Regions from separate parts of the Homo sapiens genome. Here region 2 is linked to region 1. A link is a contact called in ENCODE Hi-C data. All regions are on one chromosome and are shown on one strand. The core of a region is the stretch at or near the end of the contact, and the rest is flanking DNA. Distances in the headings are between cores, read along the strand shown.

What was found. Hi-C counts contacts between places; a loop is a spot of excess contacts on that map. Pooled maps may share reads with other maps.
Region 2: a pooled map shows a loop between it and region 1 (5-fold over the local background). The contact joins the promoter of MTMR3 here to the promoter of SF3A1 in region 1. A Hi-C loop is called at or near these places in 5 of 50 pooled maps.

What each region holds. Positions count from the first base shown.
Region 1 is chr22:30,355,337-30,360,879 of GRCh38, forward strand. SF3A1 (splicing factor 3a subunit 1) reads right to left here and starts at 1,558. Exons shown (of 16, transcript NM_005877.6): 1 at 1,394-1,558. The coding sequence starts at 1,456. CCDC157 (coiled-coil domain containing 157) reads left to right here and starts at 1,671. Exons shown (of 12, transcript NM_001017437.5): 1 at 1,671-1,796. RefSeq lists a silencer at 1,255-1,504 and an enhancer at 2,440-3,039.
Region 2 is chr22:29,878,883-29,884,699 of GRCh38, forward strand. MTMR3 (myotubularin related protein 3) reads left to right here and starts at 4,292. Exons shown (of 20, transcript NM_021090.4): 1 at 4,292-4,477. RefSeq lists silencers at 1,004-1,103, 4,105-4,274, 4,335-4,834 and an enhancer at 4,098-4,392.

The sequences.
Region 1 (5,543 bases), core at 308-2,807:
AGATGACAAAACTGAGAGATGGAGAGCTTAATGTCCAACTGGCAGAACCAGGATTCTAACACACCACTCTGGCTGAAGAGCCTGCCTACCCCCTCTGCCCTAATCTCGGCCAGGCCTTCAGCCTCTTTGGAATAGCGTGACTGGCCTCCCCTCATAGTGATTCTCCACACGTCTGCCTACCTGAATTTCTGAAACACAAATGTCACTATTTGGCTTAAAACACTCCCTTTTCTTCCCACTGTCTACAAGGAAAAGTTCAAATCCTAAGTAAGAATCGCATCTCCTGCCACTACGCTCCTAAGTCTATGCTTCAACACTTGTTCATTTACTCTTGATCAGAGACACCGTTTGATTCACCTCGGTGTCTTTGCGCATATTATCTGGCTATTACCTTATTTTCCCCCAATGCCTGGGAAAATGCCAGGGACACACGGGCACTTAAATATTTGTGGAAAAGGCATGGCTTCTTCAGTCATGTTCCCCCCCCCCGCCCCCCTTATTCTGAACCCAAAGCAATGATCAGCGTATGTGTTCAATAAATATTTGCTGGATGAATAAAGGATGCTATTTCCCTTCCCTAGTCACCTACCTGGCAAACTCCTATTCCTTCTTCTAAAAGAAATTTACCTCTCACTCTTGTGGGCTTCCCTACCTTAATATCCCTTCTAGCCCAGCAAACAATGTTCATTAGATTTGTACCTGAAACTTCTATCACAGGGCATATCACACCATACTACAATGGTTTGTGCACATTCGAGATTGGAGAGCTTTATTAAGGGCGGGCTGGCACTGTATCATCGATGGCCATTGGGACAACAAACATTTGGTGAGCATTCTCATATGTCTGTCTTCTCGTTAGCCTGTGAGCTCCCTAGGCAGGGACCATGCCCCATTCATTCCGGTAATGTGGGAGCCTGGCACGGTGTCTGGCTTGGGGCAGACACCGAAATAGATGCTGAGAATTAACATCCAAAGATGTACCGTGCAGGCTGGGAAATTAGCCATTACTGGGGAAAGGCTGTGGCCGGCGGCCCCAACTGCTACATAAGATCAGAGGATGGGCTGGATCAGCGCCTCTCGCACTTATAAATCAATCACCTTAGGATTTTGTTCAAATGTAGATTCCTATTTAAAAGATCTACGGCGGAGACTCCACATTTCTAAGAAGCTCCCGGCTCGTGCCGACGGGGCTGCTCCGCGGACCACTTAGAGAATCCCGTTCAGGGTGGCTCATTTCGCTACCAGAACACCACCATAGCGCGGGAAGCGCGCAGCCTCTTGGGACTTGCAGTCCCTCCAAGCCCTTCATAGCGGCCGGCCGCTTATTCCTGTGCGAGTAAGGAGCGCCCAGGCCAACCCTCCGGCTGCAGGCTGAGGGGCGGGGGAGAGGTACCTGTTTGGGCTCCGTGGGCACGGGCGGCGGCGGGGGCACCGCCTGCACGGGTCCGGCCGGCATGACTGCGACGCTCAGGGCTGCCAGTCCGCCTCGGTGTCGGTGAGCGGTGCCGCCTCAAGACAGCCTCCCCGCTCGGTCAGTACGACGAGCTCGCAAGATGGCGGCGGCCGAGCGAGTTGCGGCCGCGAAGGTACGACTGGCGCACTTCCGGGACCGTCCCCTCGCCGTGACGCGCTTCCCGCCCCTCCCCGCGGGCACCGCGGCGTCCGACGCCGTTGCCAAGGCAGCGGCCTGAGCGCCCGGCTAGGGCTTTTCGGGGATCCCGGTGGCCGCAGGCGCACCGGGGGCAGTTCCGGGAGCCGACCAGACACGAAGGCTGAAGCCGCGACGCCGAAGACAGGTGAGATGTTGTACGTCACCCGCCGGACCCCCGCCGCACTCACCTCGCGGCTCCTTTACTCCACAGGCCAGTACCTCGCTCCCTTCGACCCCGCCTTCCAAGAGCCCAGCTCCCTCCCATTGGTCTCTCATTTAGGAGAGCCCCTGTCCCCTCAGGCTCACCGCCTAAGAGCCCCACTTCCCTACTCCCTTAGTCCCCCCTTTCATTTCAGACCCACATCCTCCAAGCCCCGCTTCCAAATCCTACGCCCTTAATTCGCTTTTCCCACGGAACCTGCCTTTTCTTGCTTCCATCCCCTGCCTTCCGTAGTCCCGCCCTCAAGCCCCACTGGGGGCCTCCCTCTCAAATCAAGGCTGCTGCTTTCTTTGTCTTTCTTTTTTCTTTTTTTCTGAGACAAGGTCTTGCTCTGTCACCCAGGCTGGAGTGCAGTGGCGCGATCTTGACTCTCTGCAACCTCCGCCTCCCGAGTTCAAGCGATTCTCCTGCCTCAGCCTCCCGAGTGGCTGGGACTACAGGCGCCCACCACACCCGGCTAATTTTTTTTTTTTTTTTTTTGGCATTTTTAGTAGAGACGGGGTTTCACCATGCTGGCCAGGCTGGTCTGGAACTCCTGACCTCAAATGATCCGCCCGCCTCGGCTTCCCAAAGTGTTAGGGTTACAGGCGTGAGCCACCGCGCCCGGCCAGTTTTTAAATTTTTTTTTTTGTAGGGACATGGGAGGACGTCTCCCTATGTTGCCCAGGCTGGTCTCAAACTCCTGGGGTCAAGCGATCCTCCCGCCTTGGCCTCCCAAAGTGCTGGGATTACACGCATGAGCCATCACGCAGGGCTGCTGCTTTAGGCTTCACCCCTCACTCTCACAGATGCAGCCCTGCAAGCTATGCGGCTCGCTCCCCAGAGGCCTACCTCGAATCCCGCCGGCTTCTCTCCCTCTCCTGCGATTCCCCCCTCTCTCCTTCCTCCTCTCCTCAACTCTGGAAAGCGGGGAGCTGGCTCCGAACCTGTTCCTGGACTTCAGTTTCCTCACCTGTGAAATGAGGGAGTGATAGGAAAGGTTGCTCTCTCAAGTCTTCCCCCTCCCCCCACACACATCGTAGCTGTGTGTCATGGTTGTTATTAATGTAGAATAATGATAGCTGGGATGTATTGGTCATTTACTATGAGCCGGATACTGTGCCCAACACTTCATGTGTTACGTCATTTATTCCTTATAGCAACCTATTTACAAATGAGGACAGTGAAGTTTGGAGTTGGTAGAGTGGGAATGCAAGTTCAAGCCAGTCTTATTCCTCTACTAGTGCAGTTAGTTATTTTGCCCTCAGTCCCTTCAGTATCCCCAGGGATCCAGGCAATTAACAATCTCATGTTTGAGACTGACATCTGCCACATAGCTGGTTTTAGAGTTTCCCGTGTTTTCATGGTGGTGGCTTTGAATCTCACCAGGCACCCTGGCTGGGAAGTAGGCATCATCTTTACCGAGTAGGGTTAGGGTACTAGTTCTGAGAGAGAGAAGGCGCTTGAATGTTGAACGGAAATGCAGGAAAGGCTCCTGCTCTTCTCTGGGAGTCAAAAGTCCACCTTGAGCCCCAGGAAATTGAGGAGAGGCAGAGATAGCTGCTGCTCCTCCCTAAGGGCTCAATTAGTGCTGTCACCTATGTGGTCATGGGTACAGTGCCGGGCTGGCAGCTTCAGACTGAGGGTTCCACTCAAGACCCAGGAATTGCAGAAAGAGCTCACGTCAAGTGCTTCTTCACTTGACACACACATAAAGTACTTCTTAAACTATGCTTGTATCTGCATGACTTCAATTTTCAGAAGAAACAACATAAGGTCATCTTGGATTTTCCTGACACTTGGGCATTTGCTGCTGCTTATCTGATCCAGGATCTACTGGGAGTTGATATCCAGGATGGCCCCATGTGGCAGCTATAGTTATTTGAAGGTGAACAGATCAGTGTTTCCTGGTGCCTTCACAAGCAAGCTTATGAATTCCAGATGCTTTGCCACCTGAATACACTTTCTCCCAGGTTGGGGGCTTCTTGATTTCTTTATTTCTTTCATGCCCATTCCAGGAAGGAAACCCAGAATACTTCCGTGTGTTATTTTGCCTTTGTTTCTGCCTCCCTCCTTGGAGACATAAAATCTCTTGGGCAGCAGTAGTTCATTGGCAGTTGCCAAGACAACAGGAGTGTAGGATGTGGGCATGTGTGTTGTGAGTATCATGGGGCAGACACGTATCCCTTGGGTGATATCCCATGGGTGAAACTGGCACACACAAGCTTACCCCTTGCGGAGACCCTCAGATATCACTGGTAGTTCCTGGAGGACAGGGCTCCTTGTGCCCTGCTGTGTTCCTGGTCTTGACGTAGTGCCTGGTATGGAACAGATACTCAGTCCTCATTTGCTGAATGCACACACAGCATCCAACCCTCTGCACCGTCCAATACAGTAGCTACCAGCCAACACAGATTTTGAACATTTGAAATGGTTTCTGGTCCAAATGGCCATGTGTTGTCAAACAGGCATTAGATTTTGAGACTTAATACCATAAAAATGTTAAAAATCTCCTTAATAATTTTATATTGATATGTTGAAATGATAATGTTTTGGGTATATTGGGTTAAATAAAATATGCTGTTAAAATTAAAGTTAATTGACCTTTATTTTTACTCTTTTTAATGTGTAGGGGAGAAAAAGTAATATATTTTCCTCACTCATTGCAAGTTTAATAAAAGATTAAGGTGTCTCACGCCTATAATCCCAGCACTTTGAGAGGACAAGACGAAAAGATTGCTTGAGGCCAAGAGGCCAGGACCAGCCTGGGCAACATAGCAAGTCTCTGTCTTTACAAAAAACAAAAAAATTAGCCAGGTGCGGTGGCACCCACCTGTAGTCCTACCTACTCAGGAGGCTGAGGGGGAGGATCACTTGAGCCCAGGAGTTAAAGGTTACAATGAGCTATGACAGCACCACTGCACTGCAGCCTGAGCAACAGAGTGAGACCCTGTCTCTAAAAAATAAATAAATGAAATAAAATTTTAAAAACAGATTAACAAGAGAAAAGCATACAAATTTAATAAAAGTTTACCTGCCGGGCGCGGTGGCTCACGCCTGTAATCCCAGCACTTTGGGAGGCTGAGGCGGGCAGATCACAAGGTCAGGAGATTGAGACCATCCTGGCTAACATGGTGAAACCCCATCTCTACTAAAAAATACAAAAAAATTAGCTGGGTGTTGTGGCGGGCGCCTGTAGTCCCAGCTACTCTGGAGGCTGAGGCAGGAGAATGGCGTGAACCCAGGAGGCAGAGCTTGCAGTGAGCCGAGATCACGCCACTGCCCTCCAGCCTGAGCGACAGAGCGAGACTCCGTCTCAAAAAAAAAAAAAAGTTTTCCCTGACATGGAAACCTTCAGAAATGAAAACCCAAAGAAACAAGGAGATCTGTGTTTTTATGGTCAGTGTGCAGAATTATGATTGGTGGACCCAAAGGTATGATCTGGCGGGGCGCGATAGTTCATGCCTGTAATCCCAGCACTTTGGAAGACCAAGGAGGGTGGATCACCTGAGCTCAGGAGTTGGAGACCAGCCTGACCAATATGGTGAAACCCTGCCTCTACTACTAAATACAAAAATTGGCCGGGCATGGTGGCTCATACCTATAATCCCAGCACTTTGGGAGGCTGAGGTAGGTGGATCATGAGGTCAGGAGTTTGAGACTAGCCTGACCAACATAGTGAAACCCCATCTC
Region 2 (5,817 bases), core at 3,042-5,541, 470 kb before region 1:
CCCTTCTTCTTGAGGTGAGTTTTCAAGGCCATGCTGCAGTTTTCTCTTTCTTATTTATAAATAATTTACTAAAGTCTGTCTTAAAGGTAAGCAAGTGGGCAGCAGTGGTGATGAGGTGTAGTAATGAAGTTGACAAGCATGAACTTGGAGTCAAATCTTCTGGGTTCAAATCCTGACCTTTACACTTTCTTATGTGTAAAATGGAGGACAGTAACAATACCTTCCTATAGTGTTGTTGTAAAGATTACATTACCTTTAAATTTTATTTTATTTTATTTATTTCTGAGACAGAGTCTCGCTCTGTCACCCAGGCTGGAGTGCAGAGGCACCATCTTGGCTTACTGCAACCTCTGCCTCCCGGGTTCAAGCAATTTTCCTGAGTAAGCAATTTTCCTCCGGAGTAGCTGGGATTACAGGCACCTGCCACCATGCCTGGCTAATTTTTGTATTTTTAGTAGAGATGGGGTTTCACCATGTTGGCCAGGCTGGTCTCGAACTCCTGACCTCAGGTGATCTGCCCGCCTCGGCCTCCCCAAGTGCTGGGATTACAGGTGTGAGCCACCGTGCCCGGCCTAAGATTACATTAGATATACATGTAAAGTGCTCGTATAGCGCCCGCCACAATTGAAAGGTTCAATCCAGCCAGTTGCAGTGGTGAATACCTCTAGACCCAGTAGGGAAGCCGAGGCAGGAGGGTTGCTGGAGCCGGGGAGTTGGAAGCTGTAGTGTGCTGATATCTGGTCGGTGAATAGCCACTCACTCCAATTCATGTTAGCTATTATGAAAATGAGAAGGTGCAAATAGTGTGATTTCATGGGCATAGAGAAATTCCTCCTATGTCCCAAATACTGGTTGAAGATTCAATTGAAGATTATTTAGCCCAGATTAAAAGGCAAACACGATGACATTCCGTCTAAAAAGAGGTCAAAATTACAAGCCATCTCCTTCGCTCTCCCATGGTGAATTGGGGAGCTGTGGGATTGGTTGAGTGTATGCTGACTGCCTATTGGCAGAACTCTTTGCCCTGTGCCTTCTCATTGGAAGCTAGGTGGCCTATGGGTGGGCTGTCCTGGAGTCAGGTGCTAGCTTCAGTCCAATCAGAGGCCACCAACCTGTGGCAGTTCGTCCTATGGCCTTTCCCTGAGCAGATGACTGGTTAAGGGAATTTCCCTGCGGGGGGGCTTAATGGCTGATGAGAACCTTGGTTTATCAGACAATGGGAAAAACAGGTTGGAAAGTCCTTTTTTTTTTTTTCTTAATTTTTAAAGTTTAAGGCTGGGCGTTGTGGCTTACCCCTGTAATCCCAGCACTTTGGGAGGCGGAGGCAGATGGATCGTTTGAACTCAGGGGTTTGAGACCAGCCTGGGGAACACGGTGAGACACCACCCCCACCCCCCGTCTCTATGAGAAATACAAAAGTTAGCCAGGTGTGGTGGAGCACGCCTGTAGTCCCAGCTTCTCAAGAGGCTGAGGTGGGAGGATGGCTCGAGCCCTGGGAGGTAGAGGTTGCAGTGAGCAGAGATCCAGCCACTGCACTCCAGCCTGGACAACAGAGTGAGACCTTGTCTGAAAATAAAATAAAATATAAAAATAAAAAGAGGCCGGGCACGGTGGCTCATGCCTGTAATCCCAGCACTTTGGGAGGCCGAGACTGGTGGATCACCTGAGGTCGGGAGTTCGAGACCAGCCTGACCAACATGGAGAAACCCCGTCCCTACTAAAAATACAAAAAATTAGCCGGGTGTGGTGGCGTATGCCTGTAATCCCAGCTACTCGGGAGGCTGAGGCAGGAGAGTCGGTTGAACCCGGGAGGCAGAGGTTGCAGTGAGCCAAGTTCCCGCCATTACCCTCCAGCCTGGGCAACAAGAGTGAAACTCTGTCTCAAAAATAAAATAAAATAAAATAAAATAAAAAAACTTTAAATCATTCATCAATTTTAGTATTTACTGTTTCTTCTCCCATTCCATTAAGCCTATAGTCAGTCATAGAACAGAAAGGGAAAATCAGGGCAGCCACATATAAATACAGGTGCAAAGTTGAGGCAGGAGTGGACCCTCAAGGGCCAAGAAGAGGTCATTGCTGAGCTTCACATTTAGCCCTGGGCTTTCTGGAAGCCAGAGTGAAAAGAGAGACACAATCAGATGCGTAACAGTTATCAAAAAGCAGGAAGCACACCGGTTTTTCTGGTAGTAAAGCAAGGGCTTTCCAAGCTTTTAACTCTAAAGTAATTTATTTCGTTCTTTCTTTTTTCTCTCTCTGACACCCAGATTGGAGTGCAGTGGCACAATCAGGGCTCACTGCAACCTCTGCCTCCCAGGCTCAAGCCATTCTCCCACCTCAGCCTCTCAAATAGCTGGGACTACAGGCGTGCACCACCACGCCTGGCCAGTTTTTTGGTATTTTTTGTAGAGATGGGATTTCGCCATGTTGCCTAGGCTGGTCTCGAACTCCTGAGCTCAAGCAATCCACCTGCCTCGGCCTCCTAAAGTGCTGGGATTTCAGGCATGAGCCACTGCGCCCGGCCTAAAGTAATTTCTTACTTGAGATTTTATTTCAGGCTACTGTGTCCATGCACTGGGCAGTACAGCCTGGTGGGTAAGACAGCACAGTATTTTTTTTTTTTTTTTGTCTGCTGGGTTTGAATTTTGTTTTAATACACGCAATTTATTCTGTGCTTCACTTTCTTCATCTGTAATATGGAGATAATGGCATCTACCTATTAAAGTTGTGAAGATTCAATTAGATGAGTTGTATGAATAAATGTTAGCTGTTAGTTTAGTTTCGTTTTTTTGAGACGGAGTCTTGCTCTGTCGCCCAGGCTGGAGTGCGGTGGCGCAGTCTCAGCTCACTGCAACCTCCGCCTCCCGGGTTCAAGTTATTCTCCTGCCTCAGCCTCCCAAGTAGCTGGGATTACAGGCGCCCGCCACCATGCCCAGCTAACTTTTGTATTTTTAGTAGATCCGGGGTTTCACCAAGTTGGCCAGGCTGGTATCGAACACCTGAGTTCAGGTGATCCACTCACCTTGGCCTCCCAAAGTGCTGGGATTACAGGCGTGAGCCCCCGCGCCCAGCCAGCTGTTAGTTAATCAAGAAATTCGACTGCCTACTACTTAACCTGCACAGTTCTAGGTGCTGGGGAAACAGTGACGAACAAGACAAGATCCTTATCTTCAAGTAGCTTTTACATTTTAGTGGAGTAAAATGACAGTAAACATTGAAAATAAATTTCAGAAAGTGCTGTGGAAAAACTTTACAACAGACGCAGGAATAGATTTCATTTGACTAGTTCTCCCAGTTTCCAGAAAAGTCAAGGGTAGAATGTTAAAAGGCAACTCAGAGGAGGTGAATCTGTTAGGGCCTACGGTAATGCAATCCTGGTTTGTGGAATTCTGCAGGCTAGTGTGGGTAGGTTACAATTTTTTGGGGGAGTTGTTTTTTACTTTGTTTGAAAACTCACTTCTTCCCGCTGAGCTTTTGATTAGGAGCTGAAGTTGAATCAGTTTGAAATTGTATTCTGGACCGGATGCGGTGGTTCATGCCTGTAATCCCAGCGCTTTGGGAGGCCGAGGTGGGTGGATTGCTTCAGCCCAGGAGTTTGAGATCAGCCTGGACAAAATGGCAGAAACCTCATCTCTACAAAAAATACAAAATTTAGCCGGGCATGATGTTGTGAGTCTGTAGTCTCAGCTACTCAGGAGGCTGAGGTGTGAGGATCGCTTGAGCCCGGGAGGCAGAGGTTGCAGTGAGCCGAGATGCCACTGCACTCCAGCCTGGGCGACAGAGCCAGACTCTGTCTCAAAAAAAAAAAAAAAAAAAAAAAAAAGAAAAGAAAAGAAAAGAAATTGTATTCTGAATACAACTTCTAAAACACTATATTTACTTGCATTATATTAAACTGGTTTTATCCTGACCACAATTGCAGGTGGAAGATACCACTATTGTTCTATTTTTCTGGTAAGTAGAGTGAGCCATGTCTTGCCCAGGGTTACAGAGCTTGGAAAAGACGCCTCCTAAAAATCTGTAGGACCACCTTTGGTTTTCTTCCAGATTTTTTTTTGTCATCTCTTTTCCTCCACCCATTTCCCATCTGTCTAGCCATTCTTGCTCCGCTGGGCTTTTTCGCGAGCCTCTCCCCAGCTGCAGCCCCGCCCATCTCCTGGGGCGTGACCACCTGTCCAGGCCCCGCCCCCGTCCAACCGGCGGAGACCCGCCCCCTTTCCCGGACACCGGGCTCAGCGCCCGAGCGTGCGCGCGCGTCCTCGCTCGTCGCCCGGCTCGGCGTCGGGAGCGCGCTCTGTGTGGCCGCTGCCGCCATGTTGTTGTGGTTGTGAGAAGGCGGCGGCGGCGGCGGAGTAGCAGCCGGACGAGACGTCCCAGCGGCTCAGGCGCTGCCCAGCGCCGGCCCTGGCAGGGAGCCTGGTGGGGTGGCGGAGGGGGAGACTGTGCCGTGGAGGGCCTCGCCATGTCCTGCTGCCCGGTAAGAACCCCATCCCCGTCCTCCGTCTCCTCGGCGGGTGAGGAAGAGCTGGAGGAGGGGCCGGCCTCGGCCCCGGCCCTGGCCAGGCGGCTGTCACCCTCTGAGGAGGCAGCGCCCTGGGAGGGCTGGGGACTGCGTGCGGGGCCCGGGGAGGGGCGTCCCCGGCGGCTGTCGCCGCCAGGGGGAGGCGCTGGGTGTGGGAGTGGGAATGGGAGCTCGGCGGCCGAGCTCGGCCCGGACCCTAGATGCGGGGGAGGCGGGGTCCCGGGCTCGGGCTGCCTTCCCAGACCTGGCGGGGATGGGCCCGTGCGGCTCTGGGTGTGGGACGTACCCTCGGAGCGCCCGGAGTTATTCCCACGAACTCCCGGGAGGTGGGTGTGCGCCCTTCGCCCCCTGCCGGGTCTGTGGCGGTCCATCGTTGCCGGATACTGGAGGTCAGGGGCCATGGGAGCCCCGGGGCGAACGGTGCGGGCCTGGGCCTTGTGGAAAGGAGGAGTGACCGCCCGATCGTGCAGCAGGGCATCCCCCTGACCTGGTAGTACTTAGGTGGGTAGGATGATTGGGGGCGGTTGGCGTAACTGAGGGAACCCTGGTCAGACTGCTCCGCAAATGATTACAGTGTTATTTCTCCGGTAGTAATTTTGCTTGATGTATGGCATTTCCGGACCCATAAGATGATACTGTAGGTTGTATTTTGGACTGGAAAACTTATGTCAAAATTATGGGGTAGATTTTTTGGCCACATTAATAGACTCCCCTGGAATTTGATAATCTCACTTGTGAGTTTTGGACATGGACTGCTATTACATATTGATGTTCAAATGTCCTTTCCAGACCCAGGCCTAAATTCTTACTGTTGTAGTATCTTGATTCTGACATCTATTTTTCCACAACCCAAACAAACAAAACAAAACAAAACAAAACCCCAAAACCATATACTTTTCTAGTTAAGGTTCAACTTTCTCATATGTGAATGGTAATGCCATAAGAGGCCTGGGTTGAATTACAGGAGATTATTATTATTTTTTTCAATGTGAAATGTTTGTGATTTGTCCATGGAGAGGTGGTGGGGACCTTCCCCTTTCAGATTCAGGGCTGTTCAGTAGGACAGGAGACATTGATGGCATGCAGAAAGTCTTCCCTTTATAGGGCCTATGACTTGGGTAGGCTAGAAGAGCTTACAGAATGACACTTTTTTTTTTTTTTTTTTTTTTTTTTTTTAAGACAGAATCTCTCTCTCCCGCCCAGGCCGGAGTGCAGTAGTGCGATCTCTGCTCACTGCAACCTCCGCCTGCCAGGTTCTAGCAATCCTCCCACCTCAGCCTCCCAAGTAGCTGGGA